Regions from separate parts of the Mus musculus genome. Here regions 2 and 3 are each linked to region 1. A link is a loop called in an ENCODE intact Hi-C map of the cell type or tissue named here. Cell type or tissue: left cerebral cortex. All regions are shown on one strand. Each heading gives the region's core, and the rest is flanking DNA. Links, peaks and the distances in the headings are about the cores only.

Region 1 (9,837 bases), core at 1,617-9,616:
GGGACAGGTCTGGATCTCTGGGAAGCATTGGAAAGACGTAAAATTACTTGGGGTCCAATCTGGCTATTGCAAGCTGAGTCCCTTAAGGTTTTTGAGTATATCAGGAGAAGAAGGGCTTCCTTGTCATAGAGAAGAAAGAGCCCAGAATGGAAAGGAACATGCCAAGGTTACCCAGCCTATTTTAGGCTAGCTCAGGTCTGCTTCCCTTATCATTTTTTAAAAAAAGAGATGCTATTTATTTATTTAAAGTATGTGAGTACACTGTTGCTGTCTTCAGAAACACCAGAAGAGGGCATCAGATCTCATTACAGATGTTTGTGAGCCACCATGTGATTGCTGGGAATTGAACTCAGGACCTCTAGAAGAGCAGTCAGTGCTCTTAACTGCTGAGCCACCTCTCCAGCCCTCCCCTTACCTTCTTTCTCTCCCATTTTTGTGTCCGGGCTCTGCACGTCCACTAAGGCTTTCCATCAGACATTCACACGTTAGTACAAGTTAATTTGCCAATACCTAGAAGCCATCCATCCTCCCAGGAGAGCTGGGGTTTGTTTGGGCAGAAGGAGGGATTAGTGTACAGACTGACACCTGCGGGTTTTCTAAGCTGGAAGAAAAGCAGACCCAGTAAGAGGCCAAAAACTCAAAAGGATGTTTACTATGAGAGATGCCAGTGCTCCCTTCCTGCCCAGGGTCGGGAAAGGTCAGGAGAGCAGCAGCCCAGACAAAGTTGGGGCTTTTGATTGTAACAACCAGGGGCTGGTCTGGTTCACTCCAGTCCTGATGGCTTCCCGACTCTTCCAGCCTCTCTGCTCCCACTCTGCTGCCTCCCCAGTCCCAGGTGTCCTGTGACCTCTGACGAATCAGCCTCCACCTCTAGCTTTAGAATTTGTGGTTGAGCTTAGTAGTAGAGCAGTGTTCACCTAAGAGCAAGGTCCTGGGTGTGGTATTTAGCTGGGGGTAGGGAAGGGCAACAGGATGGGGCATTAGATGGGATGGACTGACAGACAGACTTTGACTTAAAAATCTTCCCAACAGCGCCCCATCCCCCAAGCTCCACCAGCCAGTCTGACCATTAAGACAGCGAGCTGACCGGGGGCACTTGGGGTACAGTGCAAGTTCTGCTCAGGATCTCAGGGTCATTTTGTTTGGAAAGTGTTGATCTGTGTGTGTTGGTCAAAGCACCATGACCAAGGCAACTTAAAAAAAGAAACAGTTTGTTGGGGGATTACAATTCCAGAGTGTCAGGGTCCATAACTGTTGTGTCCCGCCAGCAGATCTCAGGTCTGGGTTCTAGCCTGGAAAGGCATTTTGGAAACCTAGAAGAGAAGAGGGGCTAGGCGGCGAGAGAAAGATGCAGCTAAGACAGCCATCCTGATCAAAGCTCAATCTTACTATTCCACACGCAGTTATGAAGCAGGGGAAGGGGGCCCGATTCCCGCCAAATAATCTTGGAGTCCAGTAGCAGGGTGACCACGTGTGTGGCTCCAGAACAGCAAAGCGCCAAGCTCCAGCAGTGGGCGTGGCAGAACGATTGCGGCTCAATCCCGATGATATAAACAGTGGGACCTTTAAGGCTGGGGGAGGGGAGGCTACACATAACAATCAAGGCAGGAGTGTAGCTAGCTAGCAGGCAGGCAGGCATGGCACTGGAGCGGTAGCTGAGAGCTCACATCTCAGCCACAAGCAGGAGGCAGAGAGAGAGACAGAGACAGAGAACTCGCTAACTGGGAGTGGTTTGGGCTTTTGAAATCTCAAAGACCATCCCCAGTGACACACCTCCTCCAACCAGGACACACCTCCTAATCCTCCCCACACAGTTCCACTAGCTGGGGACCAAGCACTCAAACATATGAGCATATGGGGCCATGCTCATGAAAACCATCACTTTGTTTATTTGTTTGTTTGTTTGTTTGTATGGCTGCATGCATGCCTGTGCATCGTTTGTATGCTTGGTGCCTTTGAAAGCCAGGAGAGGTGTTTGGATACACTGGAACTGGAGTCACAGATAGTGTGAGCCACCATGTGGCTGCTGGGGCCTGAACCCAAGTCCTCTGCAAGAGCAGCCAGTGTTCTAGCCCTTGTTGTGGATTTTTGAGACATGGGCTAGCCTGGACCTTGATATTGTAGCCCAAGCTGGCCTCAAACCTGAGTGCTGGAACTGAACCTAGTTCCTCCATGAAGCAGGAAGTGTTCCTAACCACGAAGCCATCCCTCCAGTCCCACATGGTAGCTTTTCTTGTTTGTTTTTTCAAGACAGGCTTTCTCTGTGTATCCCTGGCTATCATTGAACTCTGTAGACTAGGCTAGCATTGAACTCAGGGATCCTCCTGCCTCTGCCTACCTAGTGCTAGGATTAAAGGCGTGCGCCACCAGCACCTGGGACACTTGATACCTTTTTACACTGTCACTGTCTTCTGACACACCAGAAGAGGGCATCAGATCCTATTACAGATGGTTGTGAGCCACCATGTGGTTGCTGGGAATTGAACTCAGGACCTCTGGAAGAGCAGTCAGTGCTCTTAACCGCTGAGCCATCCCTCCAGCCCCATTGATATCTTTTTAATGGTTAAAAAATAATTTCCGGGCCGGGCAGTGGTGGCACACGCCTTTAATCCCAGCACTTGGGAGGCAGAGGTAGGTGGATTTCTGAGTTGGAGGCCAGCCTGGTCTACAGAGTGAGTTCCAGGACAGCCAGGGCTACACAGAGAAACCCTGTCTTGAGAAAAAAAAAAATAATAATTTCTGGGCTGGTGAGATGGCTCAGCGATTAAGAGCGGTATAATAATAATAAATAAATCTTTGGGCCAGAGTGAGCAGGTACTGAGCAAGCAGAGTTGACCAGAGTGAGTGGGGCAGACGAGAGTGAGCAGAGGTCCTAAAACTCAATTCCCAACAACCACATGAAGGCTCACAACCATCTGTACAGCTACCGTGTACTCACATACATAAAATAAATAAATCTTTAAAAAATAATAATAATTTCCACGTAGTTGAGCATGGTGGCTCACACATGTAGTCTCCAGACTTGTGAGGACTAAGAAATGAAGGTTGCTTTGCGTTTGGGCCAGCCTGGGCTATATAAGACCCCATCTCAACCACCCACAAAAGCATTTTATATAGTCTAATGGATCAAAATTATGTGTGCAGTGTTATCAACTAATTCAATCAATGTAAAGTATTTTAGTCTTCCTTTTATTTTAGGCCCTGAACACCTATGAATTTGGATCATTCAGGTGCTCATAGGTAACAGGTACCGTACTGGAGGATGCACAGTGGGTGTGAGAGATTCCTGAGACTTCCCCTTCCTGGGGCAGGGCCTGGGTGAGAGCCGAGTTTACTACAAAGCCTTGCATGCAGTTGGCTCTCTGTAGATGCCACCTGAGTGAGCAGAAAAGCTTCTGACAGGAACCATAGCCCCTCCCAGGAGCCTCAAGCCTGGCCACTCACACAGGAGTTCAAGGCCCCAGCACAGAGCCTCGCTCGACCCTGAGCAGCAGGAGATGCTGAGGGCAGATGGCACACTGGCCCTCTAGGATGCTAAGACCTGGAGGGCCGGGGGGCTCAGGAACATTTTGTGCCACCTGAGGCTGTTTTGGGACTGTATTGGGAGAGTGTGTGAGCCACCCTGGGGCCACAGTGGAAGGAGAACAGTCAGGATTCAGTGTTTGGCATCCCTGTGGATAAAATGTGGGCCTTTGACATCTTGCTCAACCACACCCACCGCCTGAGGTACCTGTGCCCAGGGCAGAAGAGCAACCAATGTTCCTCCTTGGATATCCTCAAGTCAGCATGGGAGGGCTAGCAGCAGGGGTGGGGGTGGGGGTGGGGTGAGGGTGGTGGGATGGAGGAATGGCCTCTGTCCAGCTCGAAGGTTCCATCAGCCTCATCTGCGGGACTTGCCTATGAACCACAATGGTACCTGGTCAGCGACCGACCGAGGAAAAGCAACGCCCCGGGGAACACTGGAGGGAGAGTGGGGCCTTCTGCGAGAAGAAAATAAGGATGCTACAGGCAGGTGGAGGTTAAAGTGGGTGTCACCAGTCACTTGTATTCCAGTTGGAAGGCTCTGGAAGGTCTGTTGAGCTCAGTACTGGAGGACTGGAATGAGAGCCTGTGGTGTGTGTTGGGGGGGAGTGAGGGGGGTCACCTATCATCACTGTGTGAGGTGAGGACCCTTCATCTCCCCAAACTATGGAAGAAAAAACAAAGGCCTGGTCTATGTAGCTTGAAGAGGCAAGTGGGATGTGGACTCCAGTGTTCGGGTCCAAGCTGGCACCAGAACAAAGAGGAAAGGAACTCCGAAGGAAGAGGAAACAGACTAGGTGGAGGAATGCTTAAGAGACCTATGAGGCTCAAGCCTGGCAGTGGGGGCGTGCACGCCTTTAATCCCAGTGCTCGGGATGGAGGCAGAGGCAAGCAGATCTCTGTGAGTTCCAGGCCAGCCTGGTCTACAGAGTGAGTTCCAGGACAGCCAAGGCTACACAGAGAAACCTTGTCTCAAAACAAGCAAAGAAAACAAAACAAAATTCAATGTCATCCTTGGCTACATAGCAAGTTTGAGGCCAGCCTGAGCAACAGGACACCCTGTCTCAAAAGAGTAAACCAAAACGTTAAAAAAGAGAGAATGAGAGATCTGTGGGTGTGTATACCTTTAATCCCAGCTCTTAGGGGGCAGAGCTTGAGGCCAGTTTGATCTACACACAGCCAGAGCTACATAATGACAGCCTGTCTCAAGCAAAACAGAAACAGAAGCCACTCAAAGCTTCCAGCACAGGTGTTAACGTGGCTAGTGTCACGTAGGGGCCAGGAAAGGGAAGTCCTGGGGCTCCCATGGGGCCACCTCCTGGAACCATCCTAGAGGTAGTTTTTGAAAGGGGGGGGGGAGTTGTTTTGAGGAATTTCTGCTGCCCCCTGGGTGCTCTGGGGGCCCCGTGTTTACGTGGGGAGTGGGAAGGGTCCAGATGGTCATGGATTTAAGAAGGCTTCGTGACAAACTCTTCTTCCGTGCACTCCCGACCCTGGCTGGCCTCCCTGAGGCTGACCTCAAGTGTCCACAACCCACTTTGGCCTCATCACTGAACATCCATTAGCCGGCAGCTGCACCAGCTAAGGCCACCCATAGCCCAATGCAGTGTTCTAACGTGGCTCCAGAGGCACAGCTGAGGGTCCTGTCCTTGTATATTGCTAGTATTTAAGTTGAAAAGAGGTTCGTGGTCCGCTGCTCTGAGACAGAGTTCTAGAAGGGTCTCCATTAAGGCGCTTCACTGCCACCTGCTGGAAGACGGTGGTATAAACGTCAACCCTACAAGTGGAAGGAGGATCCTCACCTCGCCACCTTTCCCACTTAAAGAGCGTGCTTTGGTACTGTGTATAACATGGAGAAAATCACCCACCAGACTTGAGAGTCCTTTTCTACTGGAAGAAAACAGCTTGAATCGGATTCTTCATCTCTCCTTTTAGCACCTTTCAAACAGATCTGGTTTCCACTGGAAGAAATATGTCACCAGGGGACCAGCTCTGAGGGTTCAAAGCCAAGTGCAGTTCCCAGTTTGCTATCTAGTTTTCGTTTGCAGTTTAAGCTCAGCAGTTCCAACTCGCAAGCCTAGTCTACTCTGCCATCATGGGCTCCTAACTCTCTGGAACCATAAGCCCAAATAAAATACTCTTATACCAGTTGTTTTGGTCCTGGTGTTGTTGTTTAAAGATTTATTTATTTTTTATGTGCATTGGTGTTCTACCTGCCTGTCTATGAGAGGCTGTCAGATCCTCTGGAACTGGAGTCACACAGTTGTGAGCTGCCTGCCAGGAATTGAATTCTGGTCCTCTGGAAGAGCAATCGGTGCTCATAAACACTGAGCCATCTCTCCAGCCCCTAGCCATGGTACTTTATCGCAGCAATAGAAAAGTAATACAAGCCGGACGTAGTGGCACACACCTTTAATCCAAGCACTTGGAAGGCAGAGGAAAGAGAACTTCTGAGTTCAAAGCCAGCCTGGTCTACAAAGTGAGTTCCAGGACAGCCAGGGCTACACAGAGAAACCCTGTGTCAAAAAAAGAAAAGAAAGAAAGAGAGAGAGAGAGAGAGAGAGAGAGAGAGAGAGAGGAAGGAAGGAAGGAAGGAAGAAAGGAAGGAAAATAATACAATATCCATGAAGGCTGGGGCTGGGACTGGGTCTCAGTATGATCGCCCAGCAGGCACAAGCCCTCAGTTTGCTCCTTGCTAGGAATATGGGCAGACACCCGTAATCCCAGTAGTTGGGAGGTGGAGGCAGGAGGCTCAGAAGTCCCAGGTCATCCTGAGTGACACATCAAGTTGGCAGGCAGCCTAGGTTACATGAGAACCAGTTTTGTTGTTGTTGCTGTTGTTCTTTGTTTGTTTGTTTGGTTTGGTTTTTCAAGACAGGGTTTCTCTGTGTAGCCCTGGCTGTCCTGGAACTCACTCTGTAGACCAGGCTGGCCTCGAACTCAGAAATCTGTCTGCCTCTTCCTCCTAAGTGCTGGGATTAAAGGTGTGCACCACCACTGCCAGGCTGAGAACCAATATTTTTAAAATATCCACCATAAATGTAATGCATTATATAAGAAATATAGATGATGTCTACCCTAATGTGACAATATTGTGCCATGTCCAACTTGCCAGACTTCACCTGTGAGTCTGTCCCCTATCAGCTATGGCTAAAGCCAAAGGCTTCTGGGTTTTTCTTTCTGCTTTATGGAGTTGGAGCCAAATCATTCCTAGAGACCAGCAAGCCAGAGAAAGATGTGCTCTTCCAGATTGTGCCCTGGCCTTGCTCCTGTACTTTTGGAGGGTTGGGGTGGGGGGGGGGGGGACATGCACTCTTCTTCCCTTAGCTTTCAGCTGCCAGGAGAACAGGGAAAGAGGCTGGAGAAATGCTCAGCGTTAAGAGTACTGACTGGGCAACAACAACAACAAAAATCTAGAGCCAGGCGTGGTGGCGCACGCCTTTAATCCTAGCACTTGGGAGGCAGAGGCAGGCAGATTTCTGAGTTCGAGGCCAGCCTGGTCTACAGAGTGAGTTCCAGGACAGCCAGGGCTACACAGAGAAACCCTGTCTCGAAAAACAAAACAAAACAAAACAAAAACAAACAAACAAAAAGTACTGACTGGGGGCTGAAGAGATGGCTCAGTGGTTAGAAGCACTGTCCCTTCTTCCAGAGGTCCTGAGTTAAATTCCCAGCAACCACATGGTGGCTCACAACCATCTAGGAAGGGATCTGATGCCCTCTTCTGGCCTTCAGATGTATATACAGTAGAGCACTCATGCATTAAAAAACTAAAAAAAAAAAAAAAGCACTGGCTGCTCTTCCAGAGGTCCTGAGTTCCAATTTCCAGCAACCACATGGTGACGGTGACTCACAACCATCTGTAATGGGATCTGATCGTCTGAAGACAGCTACAGTGTACTCATAGACATAAAATAAATAAATATTAAGAAAGAAAGAGGGGCTGGCGAGATGGCTCAGCGGGTAAGAGCACTGACTGCTCTTCTGAGTTCAAATCCCAGCAACCACATGGTGGCTCACAACCATGGTAATGAGATCTGACGCCCTCTTCTGGTGTGTCTGAAGACAGCTACAGTGTATTTATGTATAATAATAAATAAATCTAAAACAAAAGGAAGGAAGGAAGGAAGGAAGGAAGGAAGGAAGGAAGAAAGGAAGGAGAGGGGAGGGGAGAGGAGGGGAGGAGAGGGGAGGGGAGGGAAGGAAAGGGACCTGCTGGGTGAGAAATTTTAGTGGTGACTGGTAATCCCTTGGGGCTTTGCTTCAAACCCTCCACCTCCTCCCCTGTGAGCTGAAGTTTCCCAGCCTGGGGTGGGGGAGGAGGAGGATGCGTGGGTGTCGGGATGAGGAGAGGACCACAGTGAAGAAAGGCTCTTTACAAGTCTTTGATATTTTTTTTAAACTTTACTGTTTTGTAGAAGGATTTTGGTAGAAAAAAACAATAAGCTATAACTGAGCTGTCCCATGCTGTCTGAAGACTGTTCGTTTTTAGGCCCTGTCCCCAGGGACCATCTGCTTTCCTTGACTTCTGGGGGACTGCACTGTACATTCCTCAGGGGGTGAGGATATTGTCCTGGACTTCTCTGAATGTGGAAACCTAAACCAGGTTTAGAACTCTGCCCCACTTCTACCCAGATGACTCAAATGCGAAGCCTTAGGCAGTGAGGTCCTGGTTGAGGCTTGGGGGAGGTCCCAGCTGTACTTCTTAGGGCCCACATCTGCCACAGTTCCTCTGTGGAACACCGAGAAAGGAGGTTACTAGAAGAAGGCATTTTCTTTTTCTTTCTTTCTTCCTTCCTTTCTTTTTTTCTTTCTTTCTTTTTTTTCTTTTTTTTTTTTTTGTCTTTTTGCCTTTTCTCCCACTTTGTGAAGCAGTAAAGACCTCACCTTTTCCAACTAATTCTTTTGAAATAAATAGTTTGGCTTAGATCAAAATCAGCTCAAAAATGCTGCCATGGGTTCCCATGATAGAGTAGAAAGCCAATGTCCTCTGTGTGACCTCAAGCCTGGTAGCCTCTCTGATCTCCTCTTCAGCCACCCTGCAGCTCCAGGGCCGTTGCCCTGTTTCTTCTCTTCCTGTAGCAACCTCCCTACAGACTCCCTGACCTGGACCTTATTGGGTTCATTTTGCCTGGTCATCCTATTATAAGGCATCTCAATTTATCTCCTTTTTTTTTTTTTTCTTCCTGAAAGTAACTGTCACGGTCAAAATATTTGATAATTTGTGGCTGGGGAGATGTCTTATCAGTTAAGAGGCCATATTGCTGTCTCACAGAGGACTAAGGTTCAGAACACATACATACTATATACACATAGAGATATTTCCCAGCTACACATACACATACGCCCCATACACATGAGTAAAAATAGAAATGTAAAAGGATAGGAACTAGAGAGATGGCTTAGTGGTTAAGAGTGCTAATTGTATTCGTAAAGACTGGGGTTTCTCAGCATGCGCGTGCAGTCTTAACTGCCTATAACTCAAGTTTCAAAGATTTTGATTTTCTCTTCTGACCTTCCAGGTCTCCTGCACACATTTGGCCCACATACATATATATACACACAGGCACACACACACACACACACACACACACACACAGAAAAGGCAAAATGGAAACAGAGTTGGAGGGATGATGGCTCAGCGGTTAAGAGTATTAGCTGCTCTTGCAGAGGACCCCACATGTAAATTTACAGCCGCTAACTCCAGTCCCAGGACATCCCACGCCCTCTTCTGGCCTCCGCGGGCACTAGACATAGTGCATTTACATATATACAAGCAAATCACCCATACGCATAAAATAATTTTTGCTTTTTTTTTTTTTCTCGAGACAGGGTTTCTCTGTATAGCCCTGGCTGTCCTGGAACTCACTCTGTAGACCAGGCTGGCCTCGAACTCAGAAATCCGCCTGCCTCTGCCTCCCGAGTGCTGGGATTAAAGGCGTGCGCCACCACGCCCGGCATAAAATAATTTTTGAAAAGAAACATTTTAAAAAGACGTGGAGAAGGACTAAGATTAGGCAGCAGTATAGTACAGCCGCTCCATCAAGCGCGGATCAGATTGGCTCCAGACGCAGGAACCGGCCCCGCCCCTTCGCGGGCTTCTCGTACTATGCAGGGAGTTAAGTTGCTTCCTGATGCCCTCGCTCCGTCCCCGCTCCGCCCCTCTCCTGGACGCTCTCTTACAGGTCTGGTTAGTTGATGGTCCCGCCCCCTCCCGATGATCACGTCCCTTCCGGCCCCGCCCCGATCGCTAGATCCCGCCCCTTCAGGCTCTACAGGGTGCTCCGGCTTTCCTTGGCTTCGGGAGCTTTGCGC
Region 2 (9,837 bases), core at 1,094-9,093, 100 kb before region 1:
CGCCTGCCTCTGCCTCCCAAGTGCTGGGATTAAAGGCGTGCGCCACCACATCCGGCATTGTTTTTTTTTTTTCCCTCAGGTTCTGCACGATAGCCCTGCTTCCCACAATGGCAAAGGGCAGCAGGTTGGAGACCGAGCTTTCCGCTGTGGCTACAAGGGCTGTGGTCGTCTCTACACCACTGCCCATCACTTAAAGGTAAGGCTGGCAGGTGGCTTTGAGCCCCGCCTCTTCCCTGTAAGACTGCTCTGGCGCCACCCTGGCCCCTCCCCATGTCACCTGCAGGAGGGAAGATGCACATGCACAGAAGTGTCCACATAGAAAGCTGGGACACAGAGTGTGGGAGGGAAGAGAACCAGCGGACTCAGCCAGTCCCATCCCTGAGCTACGGGTTTGCTTTCCCTCGCAGGTCCACGAACGAGCTCACACAGGGGACCGCCCATACAGGTGTGACTTTCCCAGCTGTGGAAAGGCCTTTGCAACAGGTAACATATCTGGATGAAGGCAAGGTCTGAAACCAGTTGACAGCAAAGGGTTCTAGATCTACTTGGGGACCTCACAAAGGTGGCCAAGCACAGACTGTGCTGTCCCAGAGAGACCACTGAGGTGTCTCTGAAGGACCTTTGGAAGAGGCTGGGGCACAGGAGAGAGGCCTGTCTCTTGTATCAGCTCTGGCAGCCACCAGCTGTAGGCTGCTGAAGCCTGTGGCTTCTCTGGCTTTGTTTGCTCTGGGAAACAAGGGCCCTCGGGCTCAGCTTCTCTAGGCTCCCTCTGAGATTCATGCTCTGGAATGTCTCCGTCTGGCCTTACAAAGCGTCCCAGGGCACTGTGGGCTTTTCCTTGGCAGGATGGGTCAGGGGCTGTCCTGGGCCTGTGGAGCATCCTGGAACATCACTTAGGATAGAGAGCCTCTAAGGCAGGCAGGCAGGGATGAGGCTTCGCTGACCACTCTTCTTATATCACACCACACATGGACAGGCTATGGGCTAAAAAGTCATGTTCGTACTCACACGGGTGAGAAACCATACAAGTGCCCAGAGGAGCTGTGCAGCAAAGCCTTCAAGACCTCAGGGGACCTGCAGAAACACGTGCGGACCCACACAGGTAGGCTGGGCCCTGCTGCCCCATCCCCAGGGGCTCACTCTGCTTTTCAGATTGAGGCCCAGAGCCCAGAGCTGTCCTTTCTTGCTCTGGCCCTCCTGAGCTGTCCCTCAATCCCCTGTCTGCACAGGTGAGCGCCCATTCCGGTGCCCTTTTGAGGGCTGTGGCCGCTCCTTCACCACATCAAATATCCGCAAGGTACATGTGCGCACCCACACAGGCGAGCGGCCCTACACCTGCCCCGAGCCCCACTGTGGTCGTGGCTTCACCAGCGCCACCAACTACAAGAATCATGTGCGCATCCATACAGGTGGGCCAGCTGGTGTGTGAGGAGCCCCTCCCCAGACCCCACCTCCCCCTTCTGTGGGCTTCTGATCGGGGACCTCTCAGCTCCAGCCTTCTCTGCCAGCCAGCCACTCCAGGCTGGGCAGGGGTGGGTACCCCAAATGCTGTCTCACCTACCATGAGCAGTGCCCCATTGGTAGCTGGGTCTAGTCCGACAGTCCTGTTCGCCTCTGTAGAGTAGGACAGCTCCTAGCCGCACTTGGATGGAAATGTCACCTGTGTCTCCTTCAAGCATCTACTCTGCACGTGACTCTGGGGTCCAGTCTCCAGTGCCAGCCCCTGTCTAGCTTCCCGCCATCTCTCAGCCATTTCTCCCATCCTGACACTGTGTTCTTTACCCCACTGTCTCTCCTCTTATGCCTGCAACTCTTAGCCCCGTACCCCACCATTGCAGTGTCTGCCCTCACTCCCCTTCTCTAAGTGCCCCTTACTCTTTCCACCTTGTCTCTGGGTGCGGAGGTCCCAATCTCGTGCCCTCCTGTCTTCCACAGGCCATCTTCCCCAACTCCTGCCCCCAAGTCTCAGTTCTCAGCCCTTTCCCCTGGCTTTCCTGTCACCAGTCCTGTCCCCAACCCTATCCCCTTAGCTTCCCCCTTGCCAGCCCCAGTTCCCACCCCCCTCACAGCCCAGTGTCCCCAGGGGAGAAGCCATACGTTTGCACGGTGCCAGGCTGCGGAAAGCGCTTTACGGAGTACTCGAGCCTGTACAAACACCACGTGGTGCACACACATTGCAAGCCCTACACGTGCAGTAGCTGTGGCAAGACCTACCGGCAAACCTCCACCCTGGCCATGCACAAGCGCAGCGCACACGGGGAGCTGGAGGCCACGGAGGAGAGCGAGCAGGCCCTGTATGAGCAGCAGCAGCTGGAGGGTGAGGGAGCAGAGAGTGGGAGGCAGGGCCACAGAGCCTCTCCGGACATCTAGCATCGAGTAACAGTCTAGGCTCTCTTTTCCTAGCCGCCTCTGCTGCTGAGGAAAGCCCCCCACCCAAACCAACCCACATTGCTTACCTTTCGGAAGTGAAGGAAGAGAGCAGTGCCATCCCAACCCAAGTAGCCATGGTGACGGAGGAGGATGGGCCCCCTCAGGTGGCTCTGATCACTCAGGACGGTACCCAGCAGGTAGAAGCCCTGGGGATGGGTGGAGCAGTCTCCCAATGGCCCCTGAGGTCCTCGGCCTCACCTCCACCCAAGCACCTGTTTTGCCTTTATGGGCTTTAGAGAGCTAGATCTGAGGGGACCAGTGTGTCACCCAGCCCTGCTCCTCCCAGTGTCCTCATCTGAATGACATGCCTGTGCTTAAGTGGGGTCACATCAGGTCTCGAGGATCTTGAAGTCAGAAGTCTGCCAGTGTTGTGGCCACAGAGTACCTTGCCCCTTGGCCATACCTCATTGTCTAGTGTGCCTCTTTCTACTAGGGTGAAGAGGAAGGCACGCTAGGTGGAGGCCCTGACCTGCATGCAGGGGGTTACAGAGGCAAAGTAGTGGGAGGTGCAAGTGCCAGAGAGAGGCCTTGCTGCTGCTTCTGTAGCCGTGGCCCTGCGCTGTGCCAGTGCCCAAGCCCAGTGCTCCCACCCCTGACTCCAGCTCATGTCCCTCCTGTCTGCAGGTCAGCCTGTCCCCAGAAGACCTGCAGGCCCTGGGGAGTGCCATCAGTGTGGTGACACAGCACGGCAGCACCACCCTCACCATCCCCGGTCATCATGAAGAACTAGCCACATCTGGCACACACACGGTCACCATGGTCAGCGCTGATGGCACGCAGACTCAGCCCGTATGACCAGGCACTTTCCTTGTTCTCTGTGTAACCTTGTCATGGGGGTCAGAGGGCATTACATGCACAGACCAAACCATCCAAGATTTCATGAGACAAAGACACCATAAAAGTCTCCCTGCCAGGCCTAGTGGTATGAGCCTGTAGTTGTAGCTAAGGCAGGAGGACCACAACTTTAAGGTCAGTCTGGGCAAAGCAAAGTATGGGGTACAGCTCAGTCATAGAGCTGCCATCTGGCATGTGTGAAGTCCTAGGTTCAGTTCCCAAGACTCAACCACCCAGACTATTTATTTATTTATTTATTCATTATATGTAAGTACACTGTAGCTGTCTTCAGACACTCCAGAAGATAGCATTATAGATGGTTGTGAGCCACCATGTGGTTGCTGGGATTTGAACTCAGGACCTTTGGAAGAGCAGTTGGTGCTCTTAACCACTGAGCCATCTCACCAGACCCCAACCTCCCAGACTTTAAAGTCACCCCTCAAAGGCCAGGTGTGGTGGTACACACCTTTAATCCCAACACTCTGGAGGCAGAGGCAGGAAAGCATCTGTGAGTTCAAGGCCAGCCTGATCTATATTATAACAATTTCTAGGACCACAAAGAGAGACCATGTCTCAAACAACAAACAAATCCAGTCCCCTAGGGCTGGAGAGATGGCTCAGCGGTTAAGAGCACCGACTGCTCTTCTGAAGGTCCTGAGTTCAAATCCCAGCAACCACATGGTGCCTCACAGCCATCTGTAATGAGATCTGATACCCTCTTCTGGGGTTTCTGAAGACAGCTACAGTGTACTTACATATAATAAATAAATAAATTTTAAAAAACAAAAAAATAAAAAACCAGTCCCCTCAGCAACCTTCATCCTTAAAAGCCTTTGGCAGGCAGCTCCAGGCAGCGTATCTGCCATAGGTGTACTCCCTGCGATTTGGAACTAAGACAGCTCCGGGTCAGCCTGGACAGCTTACTCAAAAACACAAAGCATGGGAAGGACTGGGTGTAGCTTGGTGGCTCTGAACACCAAGTCCCTAAGTTCAGTCCCCAGTGCTGTCTCTACCAACCTGACAGCCTGCAAGAAAATCGTGCAAACTAAAGAGAAAAATGCAATCACAATCACCTCCACAGCGCAGTGACCTTGTCCGTCCCGTCTGTGCTGCCCCAGCCATGGAGCAGGTGCAAGGTCTTCTGCTTCTGTGTCTCCAGGTCACAATCATTACCTCTGGGGCCTTGGTGACTGAGGACTCAAGCGTGGCGTCTCTTCATCACCAACAGGTGGCGCTGTTGGCCACAGCCAACGGAACACACATCGCAGTGCAGGTGGGCTGAAGACTGGAGGGAGAGGGAGCCTGAAAGGGAGTGGGGGTGGGGGGCGTGGGCAGTGAGGGAGAGCTCAGGCCCCCTCTGCCTATACAAGGAGACTGGGGAGTCCTTCACCTTGGGGTGGCTGAGGCAGCACCTGTGCTTCACGCTTAGTCTCTCCACCTGGGAGACAGAGAAGCTGGAGCGAATCCTCTCTAAGGCGTTTTCCAGCCAGTTGCTGTTCTGTGAGCCAGCTGATGTCTAACACAGAGTAGCCTGTGGTCTGCCCAGGACGTGCCTAACAGGGCTCTTTACCAGGGAGTTTTCCTCTAGTAGAGCCCTAATAAGAAAGAGCCTTTAACCCCAGCACTTGGGAGGCAGAGGCAGGTGGATCTCTGAGTTTGAGGCCACTCACTACAGAGTGAGTTTCAGGACAGCCAGGGCTACACAGAGAAACCTGTCTCGAAAACCAAACCAACCAAGGGAGTGGGTGGAGCACACAGGTCTGTGGGGTCTGGAAGGGAGGAACTGACCTCTCCCCCTGCTGCACCTCTCCACAGCTGGAGGACCAGCAGACCCTGGAGGAGGCCATAAGCGTAGCCACTGCTGCTATGCAGCAAGGGGCTGTGACCCTGGAAACCACAGAGAGCGGCTGCTGAGCCCAAGAGGACCAGCTCCCACACCACACTGGAGAAGGCTCCATGCTCACAGGCAGCCCTGCCTCCGGGGCCCCCAGCCACAGCTGACCCCAAGAAGATGGCCGCATAGGCCTCAGGGGTGATGAGGCAACAGGAAAATGGCCTCTAGTGGAAAGGTCTGTGGGCTACACCCAAGATGAGGGCCAGGCAGCAGGCAGTCGACACTGAGCTTGGTCACCAGGCTGCCAGACACCTGCGTCCCTCCCTTGGCAGGATATTATTCCTGCTCTGTCCACTCCCTTCCTCAGGGAGGTGGTGACTAGGTGGACGAGGACTGGCCTCCACCCTGGCTGCTAGTACCACCAGGGGAAAGGCCGACAGCTTTCAGCCCAGCGCCTCCCAGCAATAACCGTCTCCTGGGGCTACGGTGGCCAAGATGCCTAGCCACTTGGCACCAGGGACTTCCCACCACCACAGTCAGAATTAATTCCTCAGGGGCCTGTGGCTGGAGTGAAGGTGCCTCTTCGCTTGTCTGTGGCAGAGAGGCAAGCGAGTGGCCTGTACCCAGACTGCTGGGGACTGGGTTTCATTTGTTTTGTGGTTTGGGTTTTTAATCCTATTTTGATAATTTTTTTTCCTGCTCTGGGTGGTGGTGGCAAACGGGCGGATGAGTATTTAATAAAAGTTGCAAGTTTCCACCTGGGCTCCTCCATCATTTCAGTGCTGGTCCCTGGTGGCAGGGCTGGCCAAGCTCCAGCCTGCTTTCCTAGCCCTGCGTGGCCTCAGCGCCCACCCATGCAGCAGGTGGCTCTCCATGGGTCCAGGCAGGAAGAGGCCCTAAGAGAGGTGAGCTCTGGGACCCGCTGGTAGGCTTTTGCCCACACCTACGCCAAACAGGACCCGAGTGGCTGTGCTTCTTCCTGGGCTGTGGCTGAATCTGGGGTAATGCCCGGGCTGCCAGAATTCTGGGTCTTCTGCCTTGCCATCATTGAACAGAGCCTGGACCCTTCCTTCCCTGCCACCATCACTACATACAACCTCACCAGGGTTCCAGTGACTTCTTCCCAGTGCTAACATCCCGGCTCTGTAACCCAGTTAGGGGGCAGGATGTCTAAGTTCATGCCGTGAGACCCCAAAGACACAGGGGGACCCCGCTAAAGAACCCCCAAAAAGAACGTCAGAAGGCCAGAGCAGCCACAGCTGGACAGGTTCTGGCACCTCATGAAGAGCAGCTATAATGCTACCCACAGCTGTGTAGGAACACTGTGGGAACTGTGGGAGCCTCTCCCTCCCTCCTCGTCATCTCTCTGTATGATGCTCTCATGAGCCCCCAGCCCCTTCCTGCTGACAGAGCCAGGAAATCAGGGACCAAGTGCATAAGATTATCCTCTCCTGGGACACCTAAGGAAGCCCTCATTTGCTGTTGCTCAGCTGGGATCTTTTCTCTCCTCCTCCTCCTCTTCCTCTCCTCCTCCTCTTCTTCCTCCTCCTCTTCCTCCTCCTCTCTTCCTCTTCCCCCTCTCCTCCTCTTCTTCTTCCTCCTCTTCCTCCTCCTCCTCCTTCTTCCTCTCTCTCTCTCTCTTCCTCTCTCTCTCTCCCCTCCCTTCCTCCCTCCCCCCTTCTGGGCTTTTTTATAGTTTGTTTTTGAGACAGAACTGTTCTTCATAGCCTAGGTGGTCTCAAACTCATCCCAAGGTTTTAGAACTCCAAGTGAGGAGCAAGTGGAGGGGCTGGGTATATGCCCCTGTGAGTGAGTAGGTGGATGGGTGGAGCACAACTCCAGAATTAGCTTCCACTGACTTCATTGAAATTTAATGGCCACCATGATCTGTGTGGGCATTGCATCTGAAGAAGTGGAGGCTGCTGAAGAGGGCTCTGCCCATGGCCTGCCCTGCCCCTGACTGGATTTCTGACGTGAGCCCCACTGTCAAGGTCACCCTGTGTGCCTAAATACAGGCTCTGGTGTCTTGAAAGCCATCAAGTACAAAGTGGGCAGTATTCTGAAGTTTCTTTTAGAGCCAAGGCCCGGGGAGGGGGAAACAGCAAACCAAACTGCCAAGGCACCCTGTCGTGGAGAAGCGGAGAAGCAGCTGGCTCTGTCCTTCCTCCGCTGGGTTGCTTTTGCTTGGGTAGAACTCTGCACTGAGCTTCTGCTGGGTGGCTCTAAAGAAATATCCTGTCCCGGGCCTACAGGGCCTACAGTTTTCTTTCTGTCCAGTCTCAGGCACCCACACAGCTCTGTGAGGTAGGAACGTACTAAGAGTAGACTGTTGGGGCTAACTCATCCAATCGCTTCCACTTGGTAAGCTTGACTCCTGATCCTGTGTCCCTCCAAGTCTGGAAGGGCCTGCTTCCTCTCTCTAGAGCTACCACTGGGAGCCTGGGAAGATCCTGAGGCAAGCAGGCTTCTAAAGTGACTATCTGTGCTGAGGGAGCCAGGGCCCAAAGGAGGGCTCCAGCTCTGGGAGGGTCAGCCCTGGAAGCAGAGCGTGGCGAGAGCAGCTGGCTAGGCCCTGGAAGCAAGAGGGAACAGGCAGGTGGAGCTCTCGCTCCGCTCTGCACCAGGGCCTCTCTGCGGTCTGCAGCCGTTTGCATTTCCTGAAACCGGATCTTGGTGTCAGAGCCGCCCCTGGGCCGGGGCGGGCGCCTCAGCCATGGCCCTGCGCAAGGAGCTGCTCAAGTCTATCTGGTACGCCTTCACTGCACTGGACGTGGAGAAGAGCGGCAAGGTCTCCAAGTCCCAACTCAAGGTGAGTGGCATCCTTGGGGCTCAGGGGAGGCTGACTCAACGTGCCAGCTCCCACCCCAGAGAGTCAGCCACGGAAGCCTTTGCTACTGGCAGACACCTTGCCATCCAGCAGCCCTGGCCCCGGGTGGAGCGCTGACGGGGCCACAAAGGCAGCGTAGCTCAGTGGATGCTCCCCAGAGGGCTCATGCCACCAGAAGCCACTGTCTAGAACCAAGTACCCTGACTGGACAGACAGTAGAGGTGGCATCACGAGGTTCCGAGATTGAGTAGCCAGGCCCCTTCCCGGGCTCCTTGTGGGTTCCCCAGCGTCATGCTTGGGCACGTACCCTGCTCCTCCCTGTGGCTTCCTCATGGCTTTGAAGAAAAACAGTTAGTGCTTGCCCTTGGCTCTGAGAGCCTCCTCCATTTGCAAAGCAAGCTGGCGACTTGAAGCAAGCGGTAATGTGGGCCACCTATCAGCGCAGGAACAGAACAGGTTGGGAGATTTATCTTATAAGACCTCGGGCTGAGGGTGTCGGGGAAGCCGGGTCTGAGAAAACCTCTTCCGTGACCACACACACACACACACACACACACACACACACTCTACTCACCCCCATCATCTTAAAACCATTAGGCCTGGACAGTTCCAAGGAGCGGAAGGAGCTCTCTCCTTCCTGGGTAGGTGTCTTCTTCCCAGGGGAGAATGTAGGAGAAACCAGCAGAAGTCTAGGCTGCTGGAGCCAGGGAGTGTTGGGCCAAGTGTCAGAGTAGCCTCAACCCTGCTAGGGATCCAGTCACTCTCTGTAAATACTTTACCTGGAGCACCACAGGAGGCTGTGTCTGCCTCCCACTCGCCCCTCAAGATCTGGGTATTTACAATTTCCACTGTTCACAACCATGATAGGAACCCTGGGAGGCAGATGGCACAGAACAGGCATGGCCCACCTCTGTCTCAACTCCGACATTGCTGAAGCTGGGTCCTATGAACTTAGAAGCTCTAGCCAGCTCCATCTACCCAGCTGAGCTGGCTTTCTGAGCATCTAATGACTAAGGTTCTACTGCCCCAGGAAAGAGAGTCCAGTACCACCTCTGGTTCCCTAGAGAGGCAAGGTTAGCCCTTCCCATGTCTGCCCAGCTCTCGTCACCGAGTTGAGTTCTGCCCAGAAAGAAAAACAGGTCATCCAGACACCAATCCTGTAGAAACTGTGCCCCCCCCCCCCACACACACACCTTCCCCCAAACCCTGTCTCTTTAGTACTCCACCACATGGCTTCTTGCTCCCAAGATACTATGTTCCATCTCTGTGACTTCTGACCCCTCTCCAGGCTCTCTGTGTGCCTTGTGTGCATAGTGTGCAGCCCTTGGTGTCATCAGTTAGAAAGGCCTCCCAATTAGAGCCCCCCCCCCCGTTAGCTTCTGACCAGCCCCTTCCTGCCCCACTCCCACTCCCCAATGCCCACAGGTTGGGAATTTCTGGGGAAGAACCTCTGAGCGCATATACCCTTAAACTGTGCTCCTCCCTGCTCGAATCGAGCCCTCTTGTAGTGACATCTCTGGCCAGAAACAGTAAATGTCACTCACATCTGCCTCACAGGAAACCTGTCCACTCTCAAACTAACACTGAGAGTTTTGGGGCCATGTGAATGAGAGGCAGAAATGTCAGGACCCTTGCATGTGAGGGAAGGGTCCCCCCCCCCCAACCTGGGCCAATGTGGTGGATGCTGGGCCGGGAGGGAAGTAATGACATTGCTGGAGGTGGGGAGAGTCAGAGAGGAGGAATGGAGAAGTGGTCAGAAGGTGGAGGAAGAAGCAGAGGACAGAGATAGGCTAGCAGGGTACACCCAGTCTCCTGTGGATGTAGGGGGTGAGGGCTCGGGCTTAGCTGGTTTTAAGAATATGGTTCACAGCCTTGGTGGCCTCTGATGGGGACAGGCAGGAAACTGTATAAC
Region 3 (9,837 bases), core at 1,234-9,233, 83 kb before region 1:
ACCAAACTTTAAACTAGGGTGTCATTCCTCAAGAGATACCTGCTTGGTTTGTTCCTTTTCTCTTTGAGTGTGTGCATATGCATGTGTGTGCCTGTGTGTGTCTGTGTCCCACACACATATGCATATGGAGGTCAGAAGTCATCCCCTGATGTAATTCCTTCAGGAGCCATTTACCTTATTTTTTTGAGATAGAATCTCTCACACTGGGACACGGGGTTCACCGATTTAGATAGGCCGATAGGCCAGCGAAACCCTGGGACTCTCTTCTCTCTACCTGCCAACACTGGGATTATAGCAGGCCTCATCATGCCTGCCTGTTTCCTTGATGCTGGGCTAGGACTCAGGTGTGCATTCTTATACCACAAGCACTTTCCAATTGAACTACCACCCACCTCAGCAACCTCAGTTTCTTTGGTTTTGAGACAGAGTCTCTCACTGGTGCGGATCTTGCCGTGTAAGTTAGGCTGGTGGCCATCACGTTCTGGCATCTGCCTGTCTCCACTTCCTCAGTGCTAGTACAAAAGCATGTACAGTCATACCCAGCTTCGATGACATCACACCCGGCTCTGATGACATCACACCCAGCTTCGATGACATCACACCCGGCTCTGATGACGTCACACCCGGCTCTGATGACGTCACACCCAGCTTTGGACACAGACTCTAGGGACTGATCCTTTTATAGCTGAGAATTTCATACAACTTGTCTTGATCATACTCACCTCCCATTCCCTAACTCTTCCTCGGCTCACCCCTCCTTTTTCCCTACCCAACTTTGTATCTTTTTTTTTTTTTTTTTGAATCTTTCAGGATAATTTGTGTCTTACCAAGTGCTACACTCTTCCTCTCCCAGCAACTAACAATTTGCCAGTAGCACCACTGCCCAACCCCCCCGTCCTTTCTGGGATTTGGTCTGGCATGAGCTTGCACAGGCTTTGTGTATGCTGTCAAATATGTGTGTGCTCATTCGTGCATCTGCCCTGCCAGGTCCAGAAGATAATGGTTCCTTGCAGTCACCAGCTGCCTCGGGCTCTTACGGTTTTTCTACTCCCTTCTGAAGTGATCCCTGAACCTTGGGAGGGAGTTTGCAGTTTATCTTTTCCGTTTCGGGCTGAGCATTCTGCACCCTGGCCAATTGTGGATCAGTGTGTTAAACACCATCTACTGACGACAGGAGCTTCCCAGCCTAGGGAATGCCTATGAGACATTAGGAGTCAGTTTCATACATACATTTAGCAGCACGATCATTTTGGGCTCTCCTCTGGGGCTTATGACCTGTGTAGGTGTGAAGTGTAGATTTTGCTACCCCGCCTAAGCTCTGGGAATGGCCAAGCAACCAGCCCCCACCCAGCTTCCCTTGAACCCAGGGATAAAGACACAGACACACACGTTGTTCATTTTCAACTTGCCTTCTTGGCACTATTCATGGGCATTATTAAACTCCTATGGCTAGCATGCCCTTATCAATACTCTTAGCTCTGCACCTCCCACCTGCCCTAAACTTTAGTTGCTCAGTACATCTAGTCCCTGCTAAACACCCCTGACCCCCTGCATGTAGGAGTGGCCTGTGTGGCCACTCCGTTTAGAGGTCTCACATGGCTGGTCAACTTTTTTCCATCTGAAGCATGACGAACTCTCCTCTCCTTCCTTGGATCTGTCTGCTTGCCTCCAGGGACCCGGAGGTCCCGCCTATCCCTTCTGCCCAGCAATTGGCTCATGGCTTCTTTACTGACAGATCAAGAACCAATTGGAGCTGGGGAGCCGGGCAGTGGTGGCGCACGCCTTTAATCCCAGCACTTGGGAGGCAGAGGCAGGCGGATTTCTGAGTTCGAGGCCAGCCTGGTCTACAAAGTGAGTTAGTTCCAGGACAGCCAGGGCTACACAGAGAAACCCTGTCTCGAAAAAACCAAAAGAAAAAAAAATTATTAAGGGCTCCTCATACTCCAGAGACTGGGGCAGAGGAGACTTTTGAGGTAGGAGGCCAACCTGGGCTACACAACAAAACCTTGTCTCAAGAGAAAATAGTTCCCCGAGGCATTATCCCTTTCTGTTGCACAAAGAAACAGGTGTTGGGTAAGGCTCCAGATATCTCAGAGCCAATTACGTTCTCTATGAAGTAAGGTCCGACAGGAATATATGACTGTAGATAAATGTTGTATGGAAAACACTAGTGCAGAGCTGGGCACGTTGTGGTACACGCCTTTAATCCCAGCACTTGGGAGGCAGAGGGAGAGTTTGAAGCCAGCCTGGTCTATAGAGCTAGTCTAGGACAGTCAGAGCTACACAAAGAAACCCTGCCTCAGAGAGAGAGAGAGAGAGAGAGAGAGAGAGAGAGAGAGAGAGAACACAAGAGAACACTAGGGCAGAAGAGCAAGGATGTCAAACACACCCTGCATTATCAGTATCTCCAAACCCTTGAAGAACGAGTGCCATTTAAGAGACCAGGTGGAAATCAGCAGTTGTAGGTGCTGAGTGAGGCTCCAGGCACATGTTCAAGCATGTACTATGTACTAAACCTTGTGGAGAGATACCAAGAATAAAGTGGCTCGCACGCACCCCGTAACTAACGATCCACCCCAGACCATGCATACTCCTGGCAGGGTAGGAACGGTCCCAGAGAAGATGGTCAGCCAAGAGAAAGAGGAGGAAGCTGGAGCTGGGGTACTACTGGGGCAGATGTGGCTCCTATGTCAGCGAAGTCACTTGGCCTGGGCCATCCTGTAGGTGCTTCCGGACCGCGAAGGAAAGCGCTGCATGTTTTGTGTGAAGACTGCCAGCCGCACCTATGAGATGAGCGCCTCAGACACCCGCCAGCGCCAGGAGTGGACGGCCGGTGAGTGCCGGCCTGGGTCTAACTGGGCCTGTTCACCGGAGTGACCTTTGGGGCCCCTTTGCGGTGGTGACTAGACCAGGGCTGACTCCGTCCGGCTCTGCCCTTAGCCATCCAGACTGCGATCCGGCTGCAGGCGGAGGGGAAGACGTCGCTGCACAAGGACCTGAAACAGAAGCGGCGGGAGCAGCGGGAACAGCGCGAGCGACGCCGGGCAGCCAAGGAGGAGGAGCTGCTGCGACTGCAGCAGCTGCAGGAGGAGAAGGAGAGGAAGCTGCAAGAACTGGAGCTGCTGCAGGAGGCTCAGCGGCAGGCCGAGCGGCTGCTGCAGGAAGAGGAGGAGCGCCGCCGTAGCCAGCACAAGGAGCTGCAGCAGGCTCTGGAGGGCCAGCTGCGGGAGGCGGAGCAGGTGAGACTGGCCCAGAGGGCGGGGCCGGGGAAGGGTTGGGGCGGGGTTATGACCGGGGCGTGACAGGAAGAAGAGCAGGGCGTAGTCCATGGTCTGGAGGATGCTATGGGCGGGGCCTAGATAGGGTGGAGCCCATTGGCTGAAGGATGGACCTAAGGTAGAGACTGAAAGATGCTGTGGGCGGGGCCTGAGGGGCCCTTAGGGGAATAGGTTGGAGTAGAGCCTGGATGCTTTGGGCATGGCCTAACGAATGTTAGGGTAGGGCCGGAACAAGGTTAGGGCTAGGGAAAACCCCTGGTAGAATGAGACCTGGTTCAGAATTCTTTTCTGGAGGCAGGACTTGGGCCGAGGAAGCTGCTTAAGGCTTCTTGATTGCAAATAATTTGGAATGAAATCAATCTAGACTTGAACTAAATTTTAACAAAACCAGTTTGGGGACCATAAGACGGGATGCATGTGAAGGGCAGAGTAGATGCACAGAAGCAATTGACTTTAAATTTTAAATTGAGAAAACGCAATTCTAGAGCTGGCTCAAAGGATAAAGGTGCTTGCCACACATACCTAGCGTCCTGAATTCCGTTCCTGGAACCCCAGAAAGATGGGCAGAGGGAACCGGCTCCACAACGTTGTCCTCTGACCGCCACAGGCATGCTGTGGCATGTGTGCCCATTACACCTCCGCCTTAAGAGCTGTATGAGCTCAGACATGCACTAAGTCTCTCCGTATCAGTAACTAGAGCTCTGTATATGGAAATGGGACGAGGATTCTGTGAAGGAATAGATGTAAGGAGTTTAATAAAGCCAGGCAGGTGCTACTTAGTGAGTTTGAGGCCAACCTGCACTACCTGAGATCCTGTCTCAAAGAACAAAGTAGGTCTAAAATGATAGCCTCACAGTTAAGACCACTGGCTGCTTTTTCAGAGGACCAAGCTTGAGCTTGTGCACCCACATGGGAGCTCATAGCCAGCCAGCAGATCGCACACCCTCTTCTTGCCTCTGCGAGTAGTGTTCTCATGTGGTGCACAGACATATGCAGCCAAAACACCCATGCATATGAACTAATAAAACTATAACAACAACAACCTGGGTGGTGGTGGCACACGCTTTTATTCCCAGCACTTGGGAGGCAGAGGCAGGAGAATCTCTGTGAGGTCGAGGTCAGCCTCAGAGAAACTTGGTCTCAGAAGAAAAATAAAAGCGTTCAATAACTTGTGGTTATTGTAATAATTGCAGTTCCTGGCACCCGCCATAATGATATTATAATTGTTAGGGTAGGAGCTAGGAAGGGATTACCTTCGTTTAATATGCTGGTTTATTGTAATATAACGTATTATGATGTTTAATTACATGTAATTATAACCGGTGTTGTTTTGTGTGAGGCTGGATAGCAAACATACAGCCATGGGCACATCAGGTGAGCCCTCTGCTGCTGAGCTACAGCCCCAGCAAGCGTCTAATTATTCTTTCTAAGGTCAGTGCAAAAACAATAGGAGGATTCAGGGTCTTAAACAGGTCAGATCAGGAAACCCCAACTAAAGACCCTCCATACACAGAGCCAGGAAGAGTTAGGGTTGGGGGGTTGGGGAGTTGGCTGGGGAGGGGGCAGTAGCCTGTCTTTCTCCTCCGGTGTCCCACTGATTCGCTCTTTGCTCCCCACAGGCCCGGGCCTCTATGCAGGCTGAGATGGAGCTGAAGAAGGAAGAGGCGGCCCGGCAACGGCAGCGCATCGCTGAACTGGAGGAGATGCAGGAGCGGCTGCAGGAAGCTCTGCAACTAGAGGTGAAAGCTAGGCGGGATGAGGAGGCCGTGCGCCTCGCCCAGACCAGGTAGGCACGGTGGCCAGGGAACCTTTCCTGCCAGCGCCCGCGCGGACCCTCCCTCCCCGGCTCTGAGATGTCCCTGTGCACTCTGGCAGGCTGCTGGAGGAGGAGGAGGAGAAGCTGAAGCAGCTGATGCATCTGAAGGAGGAGCAAGAGCGCTACATCGAGCGAGCGCAGCAGGAGAAGCAGGAGCTCCAGCAGGAGATGGCGCTGCAGAGCCGTTCCCTGCAGCACGCCCAGCAGCAGCTGGAGGAAGTGCGGCAGAACCGGCAGAGGGCAGACGAGGACGTGGAGGTGAGACAAGGCCGGGAACCGGGAGAAGCTGGGGGAGCCAGTGTGTCACTGAGCCGGACCCCAGAGCCAAGCTACCTGTCTGCCAACTCGCATTATCATCAGCTGGCTGTGCCATCGCCTACAGATTGCCTAACCTCTCTGTCTGAAGTCTCTTATCTGTGAGAGGAAGCAGATACCACGTTACCACTACAGAACAAGCTTAGTTTAAGCATGGTATTTAGTATGTAAATGCTGAACACACCTGTGGCTGTGTTTGCCAATAGTATTATTAACCTGGGCAGGATTCCCCACCTCCTAGCCTCCAAAACACTCCCCGGAGCTTGAATGCCTGTAGAAAAGGTTCTAGGTTGTTGTTGTTGTTGTTTTGGTTTTAGATTTGTTTCTTTTTTAATCTCTTTTAAAACTTATTAAAATGTATGTGTATGTGTGCTTTGTCTGCATGAATGTCTGTGTACTACGTGTGAACAGTGTGCACAGAGGCCAGCAGGTGTTAGTTATTGCATCCCCTGAGTCTGGAGTTACAGTTGTAAGCTACTATATGGTGCTGATAGAGTTCAACCCTGGTCTTTTAAAAGCAATCAGTACTTTTTTTTTTTTTTTTGGTTTTTCGAGACAGGGTTTCTCTGTATAGCCCTGGCTGTCCTGGAGCTCACTTTGTAGACCAGGCTGGCCTCAAACTCAGAAATCCGCCTGCCTCTGCCTCCCGAGTGCTGGAATTAAAGGCACGCCCGGCTTTAATCTTTTTTTTTTTTTTTTTTTTTTTTTTTTTGGTTGCAATCAGTGCTTTTTACTCCAGCCCAATGATGTGTTTTTTCTTAAAGTAATTTAAAAATGTTTTATTTATTTTATGTATGACTGCTCTGTCTGCATGCCCACCTGCATGCCAGAAGAAGGCATCAGATCCCATTACAGATGGTTGTGATCCAATGTGCTTGCTGGGAATTGAACTCAGGACCTCTTGAAGAGCAGACAGTGCTCTTAACCACTGAGCCACCTCTCCAACCCCCCAATGATGTCAGTCATTCATATATATATACACACACACATATACATTGGTTGAGTTCTAGGCCAGCCTGATCTTTAGAATGAGTTTAGGACAGACAGTTACATACCCTACCTATTTTTTTTTTTTTTTAATTTTTAACCGGGGCTGAAGTGGTAGCTTAGTGGTTAAGAGTACATGCTGCTCTTCCAGAGGACTGGAGTTCAGTTCCCAGCATCCACAGGCTACAAGGCTACAGGCAGGATCTCCTGTAACCCACGCTGGCCTTTAACTCATTATGTAGCCCAGGCTTTGACCTCCCTCTCCTCTACATCCCAAGTACTAGAGTTACAGGCATGGCATGCACCTCACCACCATGCCCAGCCTTACAGGACTTCCTGGGGGGTAGGGGTGGGGGATGGGTAGCTGTGATCAGATTCTCAGGGCCTCTGAAGATGACCAGGCCAGCAGCCTCCACCACCACGGATGGCAGTTCTGACCCACTCCCACCGCCTTGCCCCATAGGCTGCCCAGAGGAAGTTGCGCCAGGCCAGCACCAACGTGAAACACTGGAATGTCCAGATGAACAGGCTCATGCATCCGATCGAGCCAGGAGGTGAGCCTTCCCTGGCTTGGGAGGAAGGAGGGGAGGCTGCCAGATCACCCGGATCATGAAGGAGGTGGAACTGAAGGTCAAAGGTTTCCCTTCTCCCAGAGCAGAGGCACAACCCTCACCTCTCCCATTCTGACTCACATTTTCCCTTTCTCCCTCTCTTCTCTCTGCCAGATAAGCGACCCACCACCAGCAGCTCCTTCACGGGCTTCCAGCCCCCTCCGCTTGCCCGCCGGGACTCCTCTCTAAAGCGCCTGACCCGCTGGGGTTCCCAAGGTAACAGAACCCTCTCAGTCAATAGCAGCGAACAGAAGTCCCTCAATGGTGGAGATGAGACTCCCATCCTAGCTTTGGCCTCTCAGGAAGAAAAACTGGATCCAGCACCAGGGAATTAGCTCCGACCACCCCCTTGTTCTTCCGATGCTGTGTCTACGGACTTGGCCACAGCAGGCCTGTGGGTGATTCCTGGTGCTACCACCTGCCGACCAAAAGCCGATCAAGGATTGAACTTGGTTGCCATTCTCAGCAGGCCGAGACCGTGGAGGCTGTTTGAGATATTAATACTTGAGAATATGGTTGTGTGCTTCAGTCTCAAGGATCTGGGACCAGAACTGGGAAAGAAAAGGAATGACCAAGACAAGATCATACGCCCCTCCCTCCAGACCAAGTTATGGAGACATACTTCCAAATAAAACTGCTCACAACTGCCCACTGCTCCTGCCCTTCCCTCCCTCCCTTCCTTTATCCATCCCTCCCTCCAACCACCTCCCCATCCCTCCCTCGAGTTCAAGTTCTAGGTCCCAGGGACAGCAGGTGTGGCAAAGTGGTTAGGAACACGGACTGTGGGCTGAACTAGGCTCTGCCATTTTCTCACGGGTGAACTTCACGCCCCCCCATACACACATTGGTCTATAGAGAGGATCATAATCCCTGATGTAGCAGGCCTGAGTGGAGCGTCGTCATTACTAGTATCTGAAAGTGTTTATTGAGCATCTACTGTCTACCTGGAGTCCACCCATGTTACGTCATTCGCAAAGAACCCCTAAGTGCTGGACGGCTGTTATCACAGTAACAGAGGTCCAGGCAGGTTGGGTAACTTGTCCAAAGCCTTCCAAACTTTTCCCATTTTCTCTGACTAGTGGTCCTTGTTCTCCTAGACAAGACTTCTGAGATTCTAGATTCCATTTCCATACCCCTCATCCCAAGCCTGGGACATCCACTGGGGTCCCCGTTCATTATACCCTGTACTTCTCTCTAGAATGGGTTACGTCTGGATTGTCCCCTTGCGAGTGTGTTAGGTGCCAGTTCCTCCACGAGGGCACTATGTCTGGGAGACTGTTGAGCCTCCTGGGAAGTGGTCACACTATGCTCTCTACTGCTGTCCTTCCTGGATGTAAGCGATCTCTGACTGAGCTACATCACCGTGCCTACCGCATCATGACAGAGCGAGCCCTCAGAAACCTAAGCCAAAAGAAGTCTTCCCTCCCTTGGGTTGTTTGTGTCAGACACTGTCACAGTGACACTGAATGACTAATACAAGGTCCTTTCCCATCCTCATAGCTGCAGAGTGTGAGCCATTAATTGACTCCTCCACTCGGCCCCACGTTTAGTAAGTCACTACCCCTGTGGTGCTATGACCAGAGGCCACTGCCTTCTAACCTGTCAGCTCCTAGTTAACTAAGAGCTTCCCGGACTCCCTTCTAATTCTGCTGCCCGGATGGGTGTTTGGAAATCCTGCCCAGCCCTTGCCGCTGTCCAAAAGACTTTGTTTGGATTAAGACAGGCTCTCACTTTATAGCCCCGATGGTCCCCAACTGAGGCTCCTGCCTAAGTCTTTCAAGTTCTGGGGATACTGGTAGACACAATCAGGCTTAGCTACATCCAAGAGTTAATTTAATTATATTCTCTATATTCTCTCTGTGTGTCTGTCCGTCCATCCGTCTGTCTGTGTGTCTGTCTGTATGCACACACACACACGCACACGTGCGCACACACACACTCACATCATGGTGAGTGTGTAGAGGTCAGAGGACAACTTTCAGGAAACAGTTCTCCTTCTACCATGTGGTCCCAGGTCATCAAACTTGGCAGCTGGTGCCTTTACCTGTTGAGCCACCACCCTGGACCTGCAGAATGACTTTTGATAGTCACGCTTACTTGCCCCTGTGCCCTGTGGGACACGAAGGCCATAGTCATCAAGCCAAGAAGACCTGCTACAGTTCTGCTGCAGGGGCACAGCCTCAGCTTCTTCCTCTTGCTCTTCTAGGTCTCACTATGCGCTCCTTTCTCCTCATTTCTAAATGTTGGAGGTCCTTGAAGACAAGGACATGAATTCCTCAACGCTGTCCCCAATGCCTGGCACAGAGCTTGCTCCTAAGAAAACTGTGTACCAAACATGTCTTGAATGAGTGGGATGTGTGGCTGGGTGTGGCACAGTTAGAAAGTGAGGACATTGCTGAGACTGGAGATCAAGTCCGTCCAGCATCAAACCCAATGATTCCTTACCACGGGCCAGGGGTTTGCCGTGAGCTATTATCTGGGAAGGGTTCCCTGCTTTCCTGGAGTTTGCTTGCTATCTCATCGCAAAGGTCACAGCCTTGCAAGTGCACCCGATGCACTTTCAAGGAAGTTTGTGACATTTAAAGTGTCACGAAACTCCTGCTAGCGCTAGCGTGAGGGCACAGAGCTGAGGGGTAGGAGGTGAAGTCCGAACTCCATGTGCTATGGGATAACTAAGGGAAGCAGGTCCCGCCCCACACTAGGAGTGGAGGCTGCCCAGGCTTGCCTGGTCTGCTGTGTTTCTGCAGTGCTGATGATGGCAGCTGATGGGGTGGTGGGTCTGGATTTGGACCTGGGAGGAGTTAGGGGAAGGAGTGAGCATGACTATGGT

The links. Hi-C counts contacts between places; a loop is a spot of excess contacts. Peaks named below come from ENCODE experiments on the same cell type or tissue, not always from the same donor. Only the 100,000 strongest peaks of a DNase experiment are listed, where the experiment ranks them.
Region 2: it touches region 1 in a loop (3-fold over the local background); 9 of 42 quality-filtered maps call a loop at or near these places.
Region 3: a loop joins it to region 1, with 8 times the contacts of the local background. A loop is called at or near these places in 37 of 42 quality-filtered maps.

Annotation. Positions count from the first base shown.
Region 1 is chr17:28,303,749-28,313,585 of GRCm38, forward strand. It overlaps Fance (Fanconi anemia, complementation group E), which reads left to right and starts at 9,782. Exons shown (of 10, transcript NM_001163819.1): 1 at 9,782-9,837. In left cerebral cortex, for the core only: CTCF peaks have their summits at 5,275 (motif pointing left), 7,244 (motif pointing left), 9,259 (motif pointing left) and 9,527; DNase peaks (open chromatin) are centred at 5,262 and 9,283; H3K4me3 peaks cover 501 bases; H3K27ac peaks cover 225 bases.
Region 2 is chr17:28,200,032-28,209,868 of GRCm38, forward strand. It overlaps Zfp523 (zinc finger protein 523), which reads left to right. Exons shown (of 14, transcript NM_001357995.1): 6 at 80-196; 7 at 408-483; 8 at 977-1,102; 9 at 1,230-1,409; 10 at 2,084-2,317; 11 at 2,404-2,567; 12 at 3,055-3,219; 13 at 4,424-4,537; 14 at 5,080-5,855. The coding sequence ends at 5,178. It overlaps Def6 (differentially expressed in FDCP 6), which reads left to right and starts at 7,747. Exons shown (of 11, transcript NM_027185.3): 1 at 7,747-7,907. The coding sequence starts at 7,812. In left cerebral cortex, for the core only: CTCF peaks have their summits at 4,471 (motif pointing right), 4,680 and 7,706; DNase peaks (open chromatin) are centred at 4,491 and 7,718; H3K4me3 peaks cover 598 bases; H3K27ac peaks cover 1,035 bases.
Region 3 is chr17:28,220,948-28,230,784 of GRCm38, forward strand. Def6 (differentially expressed in FDCP 6) reads left to right here. Exons shown (of 11, transcript NM_027185.3): 6 at 2,725-2,833; 7 at 2,941-3,239; 8 at 4,898-5,064; 9 at 5,154-5,352; 10 at 6,860-6,950; 11 at 7,122-7,661. The coding sequence ends at 7,342. Among named protein-coding and RNA genes, the nearest start is that of Ppard, 6.9 kb to the right of the region's middle. In left cerebral cortex, for the core only: CTCF peaks have their summits at 3,173 and 5,286 (motif pointing right); DNase peaks (open chromatin) are centred at 2,795, 3,283 and 5,266; H3K4me3 peaks cover 1,712 bases; H3K27ac peaks cover 2,142 bases.